Linked DNA regions of Homo sapiens: regions 1, 2 and 3 are each linked to region 4. A link is a loop called in an ENCODE intact Hi-C map of the cell type or tissue named here. Cell type or tissue: OCI-LY7. All regions are shown on one strand.

What was found. A loop is a pair of places that touch in the nucleus more often than their neighbours do. Peaks named below come from ENCODE experiments on the same cell type or tissue, not always from the same donor. Only the 100,000 strongest peaks of a DNase experiment are listed, where the experiment ranks them.
Region 1: it touches region 4 in a loop (2.8-fold over the local background); 23 of 110 quality-filtered maps call a loop at or near these places.
Region 2: it touches region 4 in a loop (4-fold over the local background); 10 of 110 quality-filtered maps call a loop at or near these places.
Region 3: it touches region 4 in a loop (8-fold over the local background); 28 of 110 quality-filtered maps call a loop at or near these places.

What each region holds. Positions count from the first base shown.
Region 1 is chr14:30,653,385-30,658,384 of GRCh38, reverse strand. SCFD1 (sec1 family domain containing 1) reads right to left here. Exons shown (of 25, transcript NM_016106.4): 10 at 4,797-4,896. Among named protein-coding and RNA genes, the nearest start is that of SCFD1, 34 kb to the right of the region's middle. In OCI-LY7, CTCF peaks have their summits at 413, 614, 1,822 and 2,032 (motif pointing left); DNase peaks (open chromatin) are centred at 624 and 2,014.
Region 2 is chr14:31,080,193-31,085,192 of GRCh38, reverse strand. It overlaps AP4S1 (adaptor related protein complex 4 subunit sigma 1), which reads right to left. Exons shown (of 6, transcript NM_001128126.3): 5 at 4,609-4,620. Among named protein-coding and RNA genes, the nearest start is that of STRN3, 56 kb to the right of the region's middle. RefSeq lists a silencer at 2,936-3,015. In OCI-LY7, CTCF peaks have their summits at 629 (motif pointing right), 1,005, 1,258, 2,990 (motif pointing right) and 1 weaker place; DNase peaks (open chromatin) are centred at 612, 1,222 and 3,002; H3K4me3 peaks cover 532 bases; H3K27ac peaks cover 1,077 bases.
Region 3 is chr14:30,978,210-30,983,209 of GRCh38, reverse strand. All of the region lies in intron 1 of STRN3 (striatin 3), which reads left to right. Among named protein-coding and RNA genes, the nearest start is that of MIR624, 34 kb to the left of the region's middle. In OCI-LY7, CTCF peaks have their summits at 2,688 and 2,889 (motif pointing left); DNase peaks (open chromatin) are centred at 449, 2,059 and 2,909; H3K4me3 peaks cover 882 bases; H3K27ac peaks cover 2,845 bases.
Region 4 is chr14:31,353,796-31,358,795 of GRCh38, reverse strand. HEATR5A (HEAT repeat containing 5A) reads left to right here. Exons shown (of 36, transcript NM_015473.4): 16 at 1-159. Among named protein-coding and RNA genes, the nearest start is that of HEATR5A, 64 kb to the left of the region's middle. In OCI-LY7, CTCF peaks have their summits at 2,415 and 2,623 (motif pointing right); a DNase peak (open chromatin) is centred at 2,635; H3K4me3 peaks cover 386 bases; H3K27ac peaks cover 409 bases.

The sequences.
Region 1 (5,000 bases), 700 kb after region 4:
AAAAATAAAAAAAATGCTTCTCTTACAACCTTTTAAAAAATACATATTTATTTGGAAACCATTTTTTTTTTATTCTTGACTGGAAAAAAAGGTAAACTTTAATTAAAGTCCCTATGTCTATTAGTATAACTTCCGATTTAATGTTTCAAATAATAAGAGTCAGTAGCAGAGGGTGAAAGGTACAAAAAGAGAACCTAAGATTTGAAAAAATAAAGGCCAAGTAAAAAAACAGAGATAAAATAATGTCCATCCCTTTGACTGAAGTCCACAGCTCTGCAGCTGAACAATCAAATCCACCTCTCCTGCAACCAAGATATAATAAAAAAGAATCAGGGCTTCTAATTACTAATTTTGCTTCTTATATCCCAATAAAAGGAGATGGGCACTGCAAAGTTGCTTTTTCTTTTTTTTTTTAACCAGAAGTGTGTATTTCCCGTTTAAAATGAGAAAAATCATCTTTCTGACACAGAGGGAAGCTGTGTGAATTTTCATAGTTGTTTGTAAGTTCTAATATATAAACAATTATCAATGGTGCAGATTTTCAGGCAAAGACATTTAATATAAAAAGTAAACTGCAATTTTAAGTTAACATTTACTATTTACTTACTCCATCTTGTGGAGGCAAAGGGTATAATTATTAAGCGTTTTAAAAGCTCTGAAGACCTTCAAAAGTAGCAGGTTTAGCAATCAACAAAAATTTTTGTGATTATAATTTATGACATCTCAGTTATAGTTTGTTCATATCCAGAAACTGCATTAAGATTAATAAACAGAATTAAGTCATTTTAAGTTGCATAGTTAATTATAACCAACCTCTTCAAAGATTCCCAACTTTTTATGTGAAGATTAAACAAAAAAACTCTACCATCTACTTTCACCACCTTTTATTTTTAAAAGGATATTTTCACTTCAAATAGTAGGAAATAAAAATTGTATAAAGGCCAGTATAAAAACACATTTCATAGTCCTTTTTATTCTCATCTCATTCTGAAACAGTGAAAACCTCATCAAGGACCAGTATTATCCTTGTTTGGTTTTAGGGAATCTCTGCCCTAAGTTATATTTCCCAATTTCCTCTTCTGACAATGGAGACTGAGTCTACCCTTTTTATGTTGCAATTATTTGTACATGTGTCTTATCTCCTGTACTCAAAGCACCCTGTACTTTAATTTCCTCCATCCAGGGGAATGAAGAGGGAGCCCAGGGACTCTTAAAGTTCAAGAATTGGAAAGGATCCCTAGACATCTCGGTGTTTTAGATTGCCTTAACACCAACACCACTGGCAGGTGTGATGAGGCACCCGTGATCTGTATGCTATGCTCTTATTAAGACACTTGCCCCTTGCTCCTACCCAACAGTAAGGGCCCCACCAACCAAATATGATTTGAGACTACCAATACTATCTTATTATGCCCATTAATCCCTGTACAACTCTTTAACCTCCAATCCCACTGAGACCCCATCTCCTATTCTTACCCTACTCTAGAAATCCTGTCATCACTTCTGGAACCCATACTCAGTCATCAGCAAAATCTCCTATTCTGAACATCCTCTCTAAACTTTCCCTGTTCTTTCTTGCTCTAATTGAACTCCAACTGGCTAACCCCTGGAGCCTTCTCAAATGGGAACCTGATTTTTTTTTTTCTTTAACCTCTCACAGCTCATACCACTGGATCTGAGACTGGAATTAGGTGTCTTCCTTGCTACTCCCAGACTCTTTACTTGCCCTCTTTCCTAAAACTAGCTTTGAAACTCATGTTGTCAGCCTGTAACCATGGTTCTCAATTGGGCAATTTTGCCCCTTTCTGCCACCCGGGGTATAATTGGCGTGTGTAAGACGTTTTGATTGTCACAACTGAGGGAGTTCCACTGGCACCTAGAGAGTCAAGGCCAGGAATGATGCTAAACATCCTACAATGCACAGGACAGCTCCCCCTGCCCCCCAACAAAGAATGATCAGGTCCAAAACGTCAATAATGCCAAGGTTGAGAAATCCTGGTCCACAGTGCTCACTAATGCCACCTGCAGGACGCTCTTATCTCCTGCATCATTAACTTCGCTGTTTGGATCATTCCCATTAGTATACAAACATGTTGTAATTTCCGTCATTTAAAAATATTTTCTGTCCGGGTGCAGTGGCTCATGCTTGTAATCTCAGCACTTTGGGAGGCTGAGGACCAGACTTTTTTCCTGAACTCCAGACTCATGTAACTACCTACTCAACATTTACATTTTGATATCTTAATGGGCACCTCATTTTTTTTTTTTTGAGACAGGGTCTTTACTCTGTTACCCAGGCTGGAGGACAGTGATGTGATCACAGTTCACTGTAGTAGCCACAACCTGTTGGGGATCAACTGATCCTCCCACCTAAGCCTCCTGAGTAGGTGTGCCACCACAAGTCACTAATTTTTATTTTTTGTAAAGATGGTGCTTCCTTATGTTGCCAGGCTGGTCTTGAACTCCTGGGCCCACGTGATCCTCCTGCCTTGGCCTCCCCAAGTGCTGAGATTACAGGTATGAGCCACCATGCCTGGCCGGCATCTCACATTTAACATACCCAAAACTAAACATCTGATCTTCCCTGGGGAAACTGCCTTTTCCATCCCACTAAACAACAACGTCTTGCCATTTGCAAAGGCTAAAACCTTGGAGTCATCTTTGAGTTCTCTCTCTCTCTACATCTAACTCCCACATCTAACTTATCAGCAAATCCTATACTCTACAGTCAGTATAAAAAACACAGCCCTTACCATTTCTGTCCTGCTATAAGCTGCTATCATCTCAGCTAAGATAACTGCAACAGCCTCCTAACCGATCTTGCTCTTCCTGTGCCCCCAAGGAGTCCATTTTCAGTATAACAGCTAGAGTGACAGTCTTCAAATGTATATTAGAATCCCATGTGGTTCCCCATTTCCATCAAATTAAAGTCAATGGCCTTTACAATCACAATACAATCATATACTATAATCCCTAGAGTCCTGTATTATATTGCTTCCTGGGTCCTATTTATTTAACCTTTTCTCCTGCTTCTCTTCCCCTGCCTCTCTTCATTGTAGCCATCTGGCTGCCCTGCCATTTTCCAAACATATTAGTCATCCTTCTGCTTATGTTCTTTTCCCACATAGCTATATAATTCACTACCTTACCTCCTTTAGATCTTTACTCAAATGTCATTTTATCAGTGAGAACTTCCCTGTTTTAAAATTTCACTCCTGTTCACCATTATCTACTTTACTGTCTTTCAGGGTATCTTCCACCTTCTGAAATGCTGCAAGTTTTATTTTCTTTATTGCCTGTTTCCCCTACTAGAATGTAAGCTCTAGAAAGACAGGAAAGCTATTGTTTTTGTTACTATTGAAGCCAGGGTTTAGAAAGTGTGTTAAAGAGTAGGCACTCAAATATTGGTAGAACTGAATTCCTCCTCTCCCACCTCTTACTTGACCTCCTAAAGCCTGATTCCATGTTCTACTACTTAGGGTTTAATTTAAGAGTCCCTTTGATTCTTCTTGCCCTGTCTACTGAATTAAAGTTGACTGCTATTTCTTCGACACTCATCCTAGAGTCATGGCATAGAAGAATGGCCAATTTCCATCAGTAATTCTAAATCTGATTTATTTAAATAAACACTTTAGAGCCAATATCCAGGTTTTAAAGAAATAAACCAAATCATCTATTGCATGTCTTTCATTTCCTTTTTTTTTTTTTTTTGAGACTAGGTCTTGCTCTGTCACCCAGGCTGGAGTGCAGTGGCACAATCTTGGCCCACTGCAACCTCCGCCTCCTGGGTTCAAGCAATTCTCAAGCCTCAGCCACCCAAATAGTTAGGATTACAGGCGTGTGCCACCACGCTTGGCTAATTTTTGTATTTTCAATAGAGACAGGATTTCGCCACGTTGGCCAGGCTGGTCTTTAGCTCCTGGCCTCATGTGATCCGCCTGCCTTGGCCTCCCAAAGTGCTGGGATTATAGGCATGAGCCACTACACTCAGCTTTCATTCCCTGTTTATATGACATGTTGGGCAGTCTTTACTATCATGATATGATTATATAGTGTAATCCCTAGAGTCCTGAGCTAGGAGTTAGTAAACTACAGTGTTAGTTTTAACAAAGCCCATGATTTGAGTTCAAATTCTTTAACGTCTGTCTATCAAATAGAGACTATTCTGGCCTGATTACATAGTGTCTCATAGAGAAATTATTTGTGTACCTATTTTCTTTCCATTGTCTTTGAAGACTGAAGCCGTGTTTTATCACCTGTGTATGTCACATGCTAAACACAACACTTAGCAGCTAAATTTACATATGCATAAATACAAATTTTTGCTATAAGCATAAAATCAGATATGTGGAATTACTTCAGAAAACATATGGTGTAACATAAAAAATACTATTTTTTTTTTAACGTAAAATGAGGTTTAACTGACTCCCAGAGAAAAGGGAGAAATTACTGCTTTTCTCCTAAGGGAGAACACATTTATTTACTTATTCGGTTAGAAAATTAAAAATAAAACAAAATAATCCATTTTCTTCAATTGTTTTCTTTTCCTTCTTTTCCATGGCCAACAAAACCACTACTTTACCCTATAAAGATCATAAATTTGAAACTAAACTTTAATGCTTCACATTTTCCAGCATCCACACCCAGTAATACCAAATCCCATCACTTGTTTTGTTCATAGGTCTCAGTTCCATCCTTCTCATTTTTGTTTCTGTAGCCATGATGTTAATTTTAAATTAAAGGGAACACTGCATGTTACTATATTTCAGTAATAAGTGCTGCATTTAGTCTCTTACCAGTACATCGTGCACCAATGCTTGATATGTCCAAGTATGATGTAAAGGAGTTGCCAAATCTATGTTTCTGTCAACAAGGACTAATAAGGGCCTCTGGAAGCTGTAAATATACATATAAAAAAATTACATAACTCTTGATACCAGTGTATACATCTAAAATATTCTACTACTTTCCAGTATATGCCATTTTGATATGAATAATAG
Region 2 (5,000 bases), 270 kb after region 4:
AGTAGATAGTGAGGGCTGGTGGGCATCTGCCCCATGATGGGGAAAGGGTGCTGGCGAAGCAGACATAGAATGGGCCTTCTAGAGCACAGGGCCCGAGGAGCCCCTGGCTGTCCAGGCCTGAAGGCAGTACTGCTGCATTCCAGTCTAGCCCAAATAAACTAAGTCCTTAGGCCTCTTTAAAGGCACCAAATACTGAAAAGGCCGTGGAGGTTTTCTGTACCTTCACGCGTAGAGCAGGTACGCACTGATTTGAAGAGTAGTTGGTGTGTCTCCCATACTGTGCTGTTCATTGGTGCCCTCCCCTGGCTATTCAGTAGATGGGGGTGGTGGAGGCAGCTCCTTTGAATGATGAACTGTCTGGAGAAAAGCAAGTCTGCTGGGGCTCCAGGGCTGAGCATATTTTGGGAAGTTCATCAATTGGTTCCTAAAAAAAACACCTTAATTCATAAAATTTGAAGTCTTAAATAAATCTACCAAGGTATGTGATGGGGCAAAGTCTCCCTGTAGAAACAGGCTTCACAAATCTTCAGGCCTCACTTCAGCCGGGCGGGTGGAGTGGAACTGAAGAGTGCACAGGAGTGTATTCATAGCACGTGAATGATTTAGGTCACTGACGTGCTTGGTCCCAAGGGGGCAGCCCGCCCCACCTGACACCACTGCACCAGAGGTTTCCACTAAATGGAAGGCTTTTCAACAAGCCAGAGTTTCTGTCCTGATTTCTTATGCTTAGGTCCTTTCTTTTTAAAATCCAATCTGTCTTGCTCTGTGATGTCAGTCTTACTAGAAGTAAAACAAGTCCATACTAGGGAGAAATGTAAACGGTGTACTGTATTTTTCCAAGTCTAACTGTACAGGTTCTCAGAAACTTCCCTAGCCTTAAAAAATCAGGGGGAAAAGCCTCTGGAGAAAAAGACAGGGGGCTTCCTGGGAATTGATCAGGTTTTGACTTCCTTCTCCTGTACCAAAACCAAGCTTTAACTCACGTCTGTCCCATGTGGGCTGACAAGGAGGGCTTTCTTAAGCCTGAGCAAACACAAACAAGATTATGTATTGTTAGTGGTGGAAGGACCAAATCCAGGTTGCCATTATAGCAGTTTTCCTGTTTTCAACCTTTTAAGGCCTAAGGGAGCTTTCCTGGCAGAGTGGATATAAGCAGTGCTGGCTGCTCCAGTAGGTGCCTGGCTACATGCTACCACACAGTGATGCAGGATGTCTACGCCCCTCCACAGATGGAGCAGGAACTGCAGCTGAGCTTCGACAAGATCCCCTCATCTTTCTGCTGTGTAACTAGTCTGCAGAGGTCCTCCTTGAACATGTGATGGTTTAAAAGGACTATGTATGAAGCAGAGGAGAGTCAGGGGTTTTTAATCCGATATTTTTCAGATGGCTAAGGGTAGTAACCTTTTAAGAATGTCAACACTTTGGGAGGCCAAGGCAGGAGGCTTGCTTGAGCCCAGAAGTTTGAGACCAGCCTGTGCAACAGAGTGAGACCCCATCTCCTCAAAAAATAAATTTAAAAAATTAGCCAGGCATGGTGTTGTGTACCTGTAGTCCCAGCTACTTGGGAGGCTGAGGTAGGAGGATCACTTGAGCCCAGGAGATCCAGGGTGTAGTGAGCCATGATCGCACCTCTGCACTCCAGCCTGGGTGACAGAGCAAGACCTTGTCTCAAAAAAAAAAAAAAAAAAAAAAAAAAGAGTGTCAACAGAAAAGAGGTGCCACATGCCCTTCTCTGCTGCCTGCTCTACTTTTAGACCACTGGAAGTACAAGTGAGATCAAACCTGGAGCAAAGACATAATATTCCAGGTCTAGAAAGACTTAGTTCTCCTCTCTAAATGATGTAAAATTCCTAATTTGCCAGATGGATATGCCTAAGTAATTCCTAAGGACAGTAAATACATATAACTTGGTTAGAAGGGAAGAGAGGGTGAAAATGAAACCAGGTAAAATGAAGGGAAAATTGTGTATCTTGACGTAAAATTTTAATTCAAACAAGAATGCTGGAGCTCATCACACAGACCTATACTACACACCAGAAGGCTACAAAGACAAGTATACCCATCTTTATTTCTACTAAACATCTAGTAAATATACGACACATCAACACAACTCATCCAACTATAATACATATCCCTTCACCTCTGATTCACGTTAACTCTCTCAATATCTAGTCTTGTAAGACTCTCTTCCTGTTTTAGATGTAAGGTAACTCAGCTCAGTTACCTAAAGTCATGGCAACATCAACTATTAAGGCTGATCAGGTGTTAAAGCTCTTCTAGTCTTTTTTTTTTTTTTTGAGACGGAGTCTCGCTCTGTCGCCCAGGCTGGAGTGCAGTGGCGCAATCTCGGCTCACTGCAAGCTCCGCCTCCCGGGTTCACGCCATTCTCCTGCCTCAGCCTCCCAAGTAGCTGGGACTACAGGCGCCCGCCACCGCGCCCGGCTAATTTTTTGTATTTTTAGTAGAGACGGGGTTTCACCTTGTTAGCCAGGATGGTCTCGATCTCCTGACCTCATGATCCACCCGCCTCGGCCTCCCAAAGTGCTGGGATTACAGGCGTGAGCCACCGCGCCCGGCCAAAGCTCTTCTAGTCTTAATTCTCTCATTTTAAGATGAGCGGGTTATGTGTCTTGTCCAATACACACAGCTAGTCAGTGGCAAGACCAAAAGTGGAAATTGAGTTCTCTACTCCCAGTGAAGTGTCTTTTAGCCCTTGCTATCTTCCTGATGACTGTTTAAATCAAAAAGCTTTTTGTCTACTTGTACCTTGTTCAAGTAGGAAGAGATTTATTTTGAATTGCTTTGAATGGCTTAATTCAGATAGAATATTACATGTTGAATAAAAATATACTGTAATATACAGACCATGCTGAGTGAAAATACACCATAATATACAACGTGGTCTGTATATCACGGTATATTTTTATTCAGCATGCTAAAACCTACAAAGGGATCTATAGTCCCTTCTAGGTCACAGGGATCATAGATTTGGGTCACTCACCACTAGAGGGCACTCAGATTTTCCCAGTTACTTTACAGAGGCTTCCAAATTAAGGGCACAAAATGAATTTGTCAACACAGTGACATTTCCTATCAGTAATAACAAGTAAATAGCAATTTCCCCAGAAATACTAAGTGGATGCAAACATACTGGTTCTGGGCATTTATATAAGTGTATATATAAATTTATAAATTAGGCCGGACGTGGTGGCTCACGCCTGTAATCCCAGCACTTTGGGAGGCTGAGGCAGGCGGATCATCTGAGGTGAGGAGTTCAAAACCAACCTGGCTAACATGGCGAAACCCCATCTCTACAAAATGTATATATATATATCATATATATACACATCAGACACTACGCCCAGAACCAGTAGTTTTGCATCCACTTAATATTTCTGGCAAAATGTGGAAAAATGCCTGTGTGTTTGTGCACGTACACACACATACACACACACACATAAATACATGTATGTATATATACACATAAACATTGTTATAATTCATATATAGTTGTTATATTCTTATATAAATATTTATATATAAACATTTGTTATAATTAATTTACTATTTTATATTCAAACTTGATGTGTTCTTAAAGGACTCAAGTGGTAGGTAGATTTTTGAAGTAAAAAATAAACTTAAAAATTAACTTGCCTCCCAAACACTCGCACAAAGCCTGGAGGGCTCCTGCCAAAATCTGTGGGCCTGCAGTATTCTAAGCAAATCGTGCTTGTTTTGAGGGTCCTTGGGTATTGTGATTTAAAAGAGACAGAAGAAAAGGCAAAAAGGAGAACTTTCTCTGCTATCAAGGAATGAATACATTTGATAGCAATGAATACAAGCCAGGCAATTTCTTTAACCTTCCAGTTTATCAACACTGAAGGCCTTATTCTGGTCATGTAGGGGATTTCTAGAGATTTAGACCTGGCACCCTGGAAATCCAGTTTCTGGAGGAGGACTAAACACTTTTTTGGCTGTGTTATTTAAATTTTGAAAATGCCTATTCCATATGCTTAAAGGAAATTAAATTAATAAATAGTAGCTATTAACTACTATGATAGCGCTATCCTGCCTGGAAAAAAAAAATCTTAAGAATCATCTTGCCAGGCGCAGTGGTTCACGCCTGTAATCCCAGCACTTTGGGAGGCCGAGGTGGGTGGATCACCTGAGGCCAGGAGTTCAAGACCAGCCTGGCCAACATGGTGAAACCCCGTGTCTACTAAAAATACAAACATTAGCTGGGCGTGGTGGTGGGCGCCCGTAATGCCTCAGGAGGCTGAGGCAGGAGAATACTTGAACCCAAAAGGCAGAGGTTGCAGTGAGGTGGAAATTGCAGTGAGCAGAGATTACACCATTGCACTCCAGCCTGGGCAAGAAGAGCGAAACTCCATCTTAAAAAGAAAAAAAAAGAATCGCCTTGTTGAAGCAGGGTGACGAAGTTGGGGAGGAGTTCTGCAGAACACACACACCTCTGGCTGTCTTGTCATAGTTGTTGGTGATGAACACTCTGGACTCTGCTGAATAGTTTTCCTGCCTTGTGGTACTTACCTGATAAGGACCAGAGTGCATTTGCCAAGTACTGTGGAAAACAGTATTGAAAAAGGATACATCTAATTCACTCTGGAAGACAGAAAAAGAGTGCAAGGGTTAGAAAAAAGACACTGGGGACCACTGCTCTTAGCAGAGTCAGACTGAAGAGGCTTCTGCGTCCATAGCAGCGGCCTCTCCTACCTGCTTCTGGGCTTGGTGGCCACAGCAGTCTGACTCTGCCAAGGCCCTAAGTTTGGGACTATAATTTTTTTAAATATAGGCTGTAGTTCAAAGGAATTTTACAGGCCAGCACGATTCATCTTTAGAAAGCAGAGGGAAAAAGAAACTAACTCAGCCTTTACAGATGTAGGTAATTTGATATGTGTATCAGAGATCTTAACAATGTGCCACACCCTTTGAATCCACTGACGTTACTTCTAGTAGTTTATCCTAAGGAAAAAATTAGACAA
Region 3 (5,000 bases), 380 kb after region 4:
AGCTTGAGGTATTATAAGAGATTGCACACATATGGTCATTTCCATATTTTACAGTTGAGAAAACCAAGAACTTTATGACTTCATTTATTCAGCAACAAAAATTTGCCAAATATTTATTGAGTCTTTACATATGCCAGACAGTGTTCTGGATAGTAAGAATATATCAGTGAACAAAAGACAAAAAATTTCTAATTTTATGGAGCATTTTGGTAGCATTTTTCTAATTTATTTTTAGTTTTTAAGTTTTAACTTTTATTATAGATTAAAGGGTACATGTGTAGGTTTATTATTACATGGGTAAATTGTGTGATGCTGAGGCTTGGGGTCCCAATGATCTCATCACCCAGGCAATAAGCACAGTACCCAACAGGTACTATGATCGGCACCACTGCACTCCATCTGGGCAACATAACGAGACTGTATCTAAAATTAAAAAAAGTAAAAAAATAAAGTACCATTAAAATAGCTCATAGTTTCCTACCTCAAGGGGGTAAACTTCCTCTTTTTATGGAAAAGGGGCTTATCTGTGGCTTAATGCTTGCAAATACCACGTGAATGTGAAATTATTGGAATACAGTTACCAGTTAAAAATTATCTATTGGCCAGACACAGTGGCTGACGCCTGTAATCCCACCACTTCGGGATGCCGAGACGGGCAGATCACTTGAGGCCAAGAGTTCGGCACCAGCCTTGCCAACATCATGAAACCCTGTTTCTACTAAAAATACAAAAAAATTAGCCGGGAGTGGTGGTGTGTGCCTGTAGTCCCAGCTACTTGGGAGGCTGAGGCAGGAGAATTGCTTGAACCCGGGATGCGGAGGTTGCAGTAAGCTGAGATTGCGCCACTGTGCTCCAGCTTAGGCAACAGAGTGAGACTCTGTCTAAAAATAAATAAAAATTGAGTATCTCTATTATGCTTTAAACCACCTGTTGCCATGTAAAATGTCATTGAGATCTTTGAGGATGGTGGTGGTATTTTTTATAATTCATTAAACCTTATTTTAGGATCTATTATAAGTAGAAGAGATAAGTTTTATTTGCTTTTGGACATCCTAATTACTGTTTAGTCTTTTTTTTTCCCCTTGGAATTCTTTTTTTTTTTTTTTTTTTTGTGAGACAGAGTCTTGCTCCTCACCCAGGCTGGAGTGCAGTGGCACAATCTTGGCTCACTGCAACCTCCCTGCCTCCCGGGTTCAAGCAGTTCCCCTGCCTCAGCCTCCCAAGTAGCTGGGATTACAGGCACACGCCATCATGCCTGGGCTAATTTTTGTATTTTTAGTAGAGATGGGGTTTCACCATGTTGGCCAGGCTGGTCTCGAACTCCTGACTGCAAGTGATCCATCTACCTTGGCCTCCGAAAGTGCTAGGATTTCAGGCGTGAGCCACCGCACCCAGCCTGGAATTCTTTTATCAATAAAATTGGAAAACGTTATTTTCATGAAAAATTTTATAAGCTCTTGCAAGCAAGTTTTTTGTTTATCCATCCTCTTTGAAAAGACAGAAATTGAGCAGGTACTGGGTAGGTCGGGGACTGGACTGTTTCTGTTATTAGATGATCATACAAAGGTTTTTGTGCCCTGCTTTAGCACACTGAATTATGGGGTGTGTGTGTGTGTGTGTGTGTGTGTGTGTGAATTCTAAGCTACCTTGTGATTCTCATAATTAGCTAGGTTTTGAAACTCTTGTGTGATATGGTTTTTATTTTGTATTTTTTGCTTTATGTAAAATGTCAATGGTTTGCTGACTCTTTAATCTTAAAATTATTTTACATTTGAACCTTGCCTCTAGCCCCAAATATTTAAGTACTTTGAATACACATGAATAATTTTAGTTGACCATTAACAGGTGTGGGTGCCAACATTTCTTAACCTACTGTGTTATTTTAATTTATTTTGAGAGATGGGGTCTTGTTCTGTTGCCCAGGCTGGAGTGCAGTGGTGCAGTCATAGTTCCCTCGGTCTCCAACTCCTGGGCTCCAGTGGTCCTCCCACCTCAGCCTCTCAAGTAGCTGGGATTACAGGTGCACACCGTCATGCCTGGTTAATTTTTAAACTTTTTTTTGTAGAGACAAGATCTTGCTTTGTTGTCCAGGCTGGTCTTGAACGCCTGGCTGGCTTCAGGTGATCCTCCTGCCTGGGCCTCTCAGAGTGTTGGGATTACAGGCATGAGGCACCATGCCTGGACAGAAAACCTACTGTTTTTGAGTAGTGGTGTTATGGATTTATTATTAGTTGCTCTAACCTGAATTCGCCTGTATGTTGCTTCCAAAGCTAAAATATTTAAGTTTTTTTTTTAATTCCTTGGATGTTTGCTTCTGAGTGGTGTTGCAGTTTCTTTAGTAAGTGCTAAAGAATGTCTTAAAATCATTAAATACAACAAAACTCACCTATATCTAGTGTTTGCTTTTAGTTAAAAAAATTTTTTTAAAGAAAACTCTTGCAATAGAACAAATTTTGTGAAGTTATTTGTCAAAGCAAGATACTGTTTTTTAAGAAACATCGCAAAATAGGGCCGGGTGCGGTGGGTCACGCCTGTTATCCCAGCACTTTGGGAGGCCGAGGTGGGCAGATCACAAGGTCAGGAGTTTGAGCCCAGCCAATATGGTGAAACCCCGTCTCTACTAAAAATACAAAGATTAGCTGGGCGTGGTGGCGGGTGCCTGTAATCCCAGCAACTCGGGAGGCTGAGGCAGGAAAACAGCTTGAACCCGGGAGGCAGAGGTTGCAGTGAGCTGAGATTGTGCCACTGCACTCCAGCCTGGGTGACAGAGCAACACTCCATCTCAAAACAAAAAAAAGAAAAAAAAAGAAACAAAGAAACATTGCAGAATAGTAGTTGAACTTTTTAGTTCACTACCAGCAGAATCAAAGTTGAAAGTTTTACGCTGGTGACCTCTAGTGGTCTTGCAGTTAAAAAATTATCTGCTGTCAAGTATCAACAAATATCAAATAATTCTCCCCGCCCCCATACAGAGTCTTGCTCTGTCATCCCAGCTGTAGTGCAATGGTACAATCTCAGCTGACTGCAGCCTCCGCCTCTTGGGCTCAAGCAGTTCTCCTGCCTCAGCCTCCCGAGTAGCTGGGATTATAGGCACACACTATGTCTGGCTAATTTTTGTATTTTTAGTAGAGATGTGATTTCACCATGTTGGCCAGGATGGTCTAGAACCCCTGACCTCGTGATCCGCCCACCTTGGCCTCCCAAGGTGGTTGGGATTACAGGCGTGAGCCACCGCACCTGGCCTGAAATAATTCTTATGTGCATTCACATGCTGATTGTTGAATAAATTCAGATGATATATAAAATGTCCCGCCAGGCATGGTGGCTCACTTCTGTAATCCCAGCACTTTGGGAAGCCAAGGCGGGCAGATTACCTGAGGTCAGGAGTTCAAGACCATCCTGGCCAACATGGTGAAACGCCATCTATACTAAAAATACAAAAATTAGCCGGGTGTGGTGGTGTGCACCTGTAGTCCCAGCTACTCAGGAGGCTGAGGCAGGAGAATTGCTTGAACCCAGGAGGCGGAGGTTTCAGTGAGCCGAGATGGTGCCACTGCACTCCAGCCTGGGCGACAGAGCGAGACTCTATCTCAAAAATAAATAAATAAATAAAAATAAAATGTCGCAAATCAACGAACACCTTTTCCTGTATTCAAAGGAAGAAAAGCTATCCTGAAAATCAGTAGTAATATTTGTTACCCTAAATTATCAACTGAAATTGTATATGGAAACAAGTTTATAAAAATTAATTTTTGCCTGAAGTACACTTCAGATCAAGTAATTAAAAACAAAATTTGTTGAGTTGGGCACATAAAAACAAAATTTTTGGTACCTATTTTATTGAAGCAACTACACAGTCCGTTGCAAAACCTTTTTCTTTGGGCCTAGGTCTTTGACCTTATCTTCACAATAAAAATATACTTTTTAAATGTTTCCTTTTATTTAGATTTTCTTTGATATCTCTCATCAGAGTTTTTTGTAGTTTTCTTCCTGTGCATGTTTTGTTAGCTTTATGCTTAAGGTTTTTGGTGCTAAGGTAAATGGTACTATGTTTTGACTTTCAAAATCTAAATGTTTATTACTATTGCATAGGAAAGTAACAGACTTTTGTTTATTAATCTTGTTTGCTGCAACCTTGCTGTAATTGCCTTTTTTTTTTTTTTTTTTTTTTTTTTTGAGATGGAGTCTCACACTGTTGCCCAGGCTGGAGTGCAGTGGCATGATCTCGGCCCACTTCAACCTCTGCATCATGGGTTCAAACGATTCTCCTGCCTCAGCCTCCTGAGTAGCTGGGACTACAGGCGTGTGCCACCATGCCCAGCTAACTTTTGTATTTTTTAGTAGAGACAGGGTTTCACCATGTTGGCCAGGCTGGTCTCAAACTCCTGAGCTCAAGTGATCTGCCTGCCCTGGCCTCTCAAAGTTCTGGGCTTACAAGCGTTAGCCACCGCACCTAGCTTTATAATTGCTTCTTTGATCCAGGGTTCTTTTTATTGATGTTTTAGGATTTTTAACATAGGCAGTCAGGTCATCCGCAAACAGTTCTATTCCTACCTTCTCAATCTGTATACCTCTTCTTTTCTCATCTCTTGCATTAGCTAGGACTTTGAGTATGATGTTGAATAGGAGTGATGAAAGAGGAGATCCTTGCCTTCTTCCCAGTCTTAGGGGGAAAAGCATCTACTTTTTCATAATTAAATATGATATTTAGCTGTACGTTTTTCATAGATATCCTTTATTAAGTTGAGGGTGTTCCCCTTATTCCTGTTTATTGAGAGTTTTTGTCATGAATGGGTATAAGATTTTGTTCTTTTCTGTATCTATTGATATTTCTTCTTCAGCTTGTTTAACCAATTAATGATGCGTTATATTAACACAGTTTTGAATGTTGAATCAGTCTAGTATGCCTGGAATAAATCCTACTTTGTTGGATTCAGTTTGCTAATATTTTGTTAAGGAGTTTTGCATCTATGCTCATGAGAGATATGTTTGTCGTTTTC
Region 4 (5,000 bases):
TGTTGCTTGCGGAAGTCTTGAATATGACCCTTATTCGATTTATGAGAAAGATGTAGAGGGAGATTCAGTGCCTAAGCCCTTACCTCCAGCACTATCAGTTATTAGTTCTGCATCCAAGCTCTTTGGGGTTGTATGCGCTCATGTGGGAGAAACTCAAAGGTAAATATCTTCAATGGTTCAGTGAATGGATAATAGAGAACTGGTGGGTAAGAAGAATGTTGCCAGAGATCTCATTAGCGTAAATGATTTCTTATAAATAACAGGTGAAGGTGAAATATAAGTTTTTGTTTAATTATTCACTTGGCTAATACTTAATAAGAAATGATTAAATGCCTAAAACCACTAGAACTGTTGTGGATACAATACTTTGCTCACAGCTTATCATCTAGCTGAAAATACAAATGAAAAATAATGACATAAGATACTGATTTATGAGCAGTCATTACAAAGACACATACTAGGTTTTTTCTTAGACTAGGTCTCATAGGCTTTCTTACCTTGGAAATTTTTTGGAACCATTAAAGGTCCAGGGATTTGTCTTCAGTTGGAGGGATTTTAAATGGTTTTTATCAGTTCACTTAAAATGAACTTTAGACCAGTGGTCCCCAACCTTTTAGGCACCAGGGACCAGTATGGCGAAAGACAGTTCGTCCATGGCGTAGGGATAGGAGGAGGTTTTGGGATAAAACTATTCCACCTCAGATCATCAGGCATTGTGAGGGGTGCACAACCTAGATCCCTCACATGCACAGTTGACAATAGGGTTCACACTCCTGTGAGAATCTAATGCCACTGCTGATCTGACAAGAGTTTGGCTCAGATGATAATGCTCGCTTGCCCGCCACTCACCTCCTGCTGTGCGGCCCAATTCCTAACAGGCCGTGGACCAGTACCAGTCCGTGGCCCACTGGTTGGGGCCCCCCTGCTTTAGAACACACACACATACACACACAAAGATAATAGATATTTAATTAACTTGATTGTGGTAATCTATTTCACAATGTATATATGAGCAAAGCCTCGTTAAAAACATCATGTTGTATACCTCATACTATGTAGGGATTTCCATCTTATGCTATTGTATGTGAAAAATTAATAAATACAAGATGTCCTCCCCAAAAAATGGACTTTGGTTTTGAAAAACCAAAGGGTGATAATGATTTCTCATTGAGAATGATAGTTTCTTAATTAGTAACTGGACATATACATTTCTCAGGCATCAAAATCCACTATCCAGGAAATTCTTGTTACTATCTGAAAAACGAAATGGGAAGTGAATCTCTCTCATAGGCTATTGTGGCTAATAATAGTTTACAAATCACTGTCATCCGCACTGATTCATTCATTCATTTCCTCTCTCTCGACCAACAACCATGCATTTGACTAGATCATAGCTTTTATTATATCTTCTTATCCAGTTATATCTTCCAGAGGATACCAGTTAGACAATTTACCTTTATCTCTTTGGTGAAGACTTAGAAAAATATTTTAATTTCATCACCAACACCTCTCTGAAACAGGTCTTGGGATGATGTGCTTTCATTGCATAGAAAAGTGAATGAAATTTATATTGATTTTTACTAGCTTCAGTTTCAAAAGATAGTGTTTTTTCCAAATGTATTTGTAGCATTTCCTGTAATACTGTAACTATAAGGTTATGGTGATAAGAGAATATATGACTGAATTGTTAATGAATGAAGAGGAAAATTACAGTGGTTTGGAATATTCAAAGAAAGATTCATGGAGAGGATGAAATTTGAACTAGTCTGTAACTGCCTTTTTATAGAGCATATAATTACTTTAGAATAATTAATTTGGATTAATATACCAATAACTACTGTGGATGAAACAGGGCTGGCCTTTTAAGCAAAGGATTTAAATTAAGCCTGTTCTTAAATGGTTCCACTATCTTTGATGGGTCTAAGGTGGAAAAGCAAAAAAGAAAATATACTTTTTACAGCCTTTCCTCTTAAAAAAGTGATTTTACTATTCTAGAGAAGTTTTCTTTTCGGATTTATTGCCCAATTGCAGTTTCAGGAAGATCCTTTCTTACTAAGTTTAATGAATTTTTTAATGTGCTCATAGTTTTTGTATCCCCACCTAAGTTATAATAATAATAATGAATATTCAAGGAAGGGGAGATTTTGTTTGTTTTGATAAAAACATTGAGAACAGATAAAAGCAAACCCTATCATTCTGTTTGGATTCTAACAAATTTGGAACAAACAGGATTCTAACTATTTTGGAAAAAAAATAGTAGGTGACCAGGCACAGTAGTTTACACCTGTAACCAAGCACTTTGGGAGGCCAAGGCAGGCAAATTGCTTGAGCCCAACAGTTCAAGAGCAGCCTAGGCAACATGCAAAACTCCTTCTCTACAAAAATAAAAAAATTAGCTGTGCATGGTGGTGTGCAACTGTAGTCCCAGCTACTGAGGAGGCTGAGGTGGGAGGTTCGCTTGATACTGGGAGTTAGAGGTTGCAGTGAGCCAAGATCTCGCCACTGCACTCCAGCCTTAGCAACAGAGCAAGACACTGTCTCAAAAATATATTTATAAAGAAGTGGCCTGGCAAGATCCCAGATACAGAAAGTGGGTTATAAGCAGTTATCCACAGTCTCCAGTAGGTGTCGTTACAGAACCAGAAGATAGAAACTACATGAATAGGGAAGTTAAGTTTCTAATTTCCTGTTATGCCAGATATGATATTTATGTAAAATATCAGGCTGTTTGCTTTTTGGCCTTACATTTGAGTTCTAGAGAAGAAAGGTCTTAATTAAAGTATCTAAATTTAAACAGCAACCGAATATTTCAAGCCATTTTGTTGTTATTGTGGTTAGCCTTATGTTTAAACAGTTGTGTAACATGTGGTTGTCCTAAGGTTGGAAATAATACTTACGTAATATAAATTAATGCACAATTTATTAATGCATATGTAATTGTCTTTTAAATTAGTTGATTCTCTCTATTCTGACTGTAGGGTTCTAACGTAAAAATGTTTACCGGTTGGAAAGTCAAGATATTTTATACAGAAAAGAAATAATATTGATCTCAATCATGTATTGTTTGTGGTTACTTTTTTTTTCTTTGAGACAGCCCAGGCTGGAGTGCGGTGGCTCACTGCAACATCCGCCTCCTGGGTTTCAAGTGATTCTCCTGCCTCAGCCTCCCAAGTAGCTGGGATTACAGGCATGCACCCCCATGCCTGGCTAATTTTTGCATCTTTTAGTGGAGATGGGGTTTCATAATGTTGGCCAAGCTGGTCTCAATCTCCTGACCTCAGGTGATCCGCCCTCCTCGGCCTCCCAAAGTGCTGAGATTATAGGCATGAGCCACTATGCCCAGCCTGTGTGTGGTTACTTTATTTTTTGTTTTGTTTTGTTTTGAGACAGAGTTTTGCTCTGTCAACCAGGCTGGAGTGCAGTGGCACCATCTCGGCTCACTGCAACCTCCGCCTCCCAGGTTCAAGTGATTCTCCTGCCTCGGCCTCCCGAGTAGCTGGGACTACAGCACACGCCACCATGCCTGGCTAATTTTTATATTTTTAGTAGAGATGGGCTTTCGCCATGTTGGCCAGGCTGTTCTTGAACTCCTGACCTCAGGTGATCTGCCCCCGTCAGCCTCCCAAAGTCCTGGGATTACAGGTGTAAGCTACTGCTCCTGGCCTGCGTTTGTGGTTGCTTTTAAATAGATTTTCATCTAATTGCAAAGAATGAGTTGATTAATTCACCTGAGGATTGTTCCACCCCTGACTTGCACATTGGAATTATCCAGGCAAATTTTTAAGATACTGAAGATCCTGATTAGTATGGTATGCATACTATGGTGGTGGGCACTGAAAGTTTTTAAACTCCTTAGGTGATTGTGATAAATGGACTGCTTCAACAAATGATGTCACTTGGGAATGGATGGACAGAGAGGAAAAGCTTAAACAGTTATAATTCTCAGTAGTAAAAAATTTTGCCATTATATACCCTCTAAAAAGTATTATTTTGTTTTTGTTTGTGGTTACTGTTTTGTGTATACTGTGTGTACCCCCTGTCTAAAGGGTTTATAATGTAAAATGTATAATGTAAAATAAATCAACATTTTCAAATGTTACATCTTCACCCTTTATTCAGTTAACTGCACTTTTATTCCATCTAGACTCAAAACTTTTAGTACCTATCATTTCATTCCAAACTGATAATTATATGTTATAATTGATACTACTTATGAGTACTAATTCAGTATTACTAAAAATAACTCATCTCCATCTTCCTGAAGATCAGAATCTTTTGTTGAGATCTCTATAGGAATTGGTGTCATATATCTTGAATCCTTGATTAGTTAATAGTGTATTCAATCTCTTTCAGGATTGGGGGGCAGAAGATGAAGAAAAAGATTTTGAGCTCTGACAATCCTGTTTTGTAGTCTTTGGTCCATGAATGTGGTCAAGAAATAATTGTATAGGTCAACTTATAGTACAGTGCAACAAATTCTTAATCTCTAACCTTACGTATTTTTATAACTTCCAGTGCGATACAATTTCATGATAACAGATGTAGGATATGATCTAATAATGACGTTATAGGTTTTTAAACTTGGGAGCTTGATCATACAGTTATTCTTAATTCCCCATTGTTGTCACATTTACCCTCCGTAATCTTCCTGTAGGTTGCTTTGGACATAAATATGTTCTTAAAAAAAAAAAAATGCCGGCCAGGCGCAGTGGCTCACTCCTGTAATCCCAGCACTTTGGGAAGCCGAGGCGGGCGGATCACGAGGCCAAGAGATCAAGACCATCCTGGTTAACACGGTGAAACCCCGTCTCTACTAAAAATAAAAAAAAATTAGCCAGGTGTAGTGTGGGCGCCTGTAGTCCCAGCTACTCAGGAGGCTGAGACACAAGAATGGCATGAACCTGGGAGGCAGAGCTTGCAGTGAGTTGAGATCACGCCACTGCACTCCAGCCTGGGCGACAGAGCGAGACTCCATCTCAAAAAAAAACAAAAAATGCCTT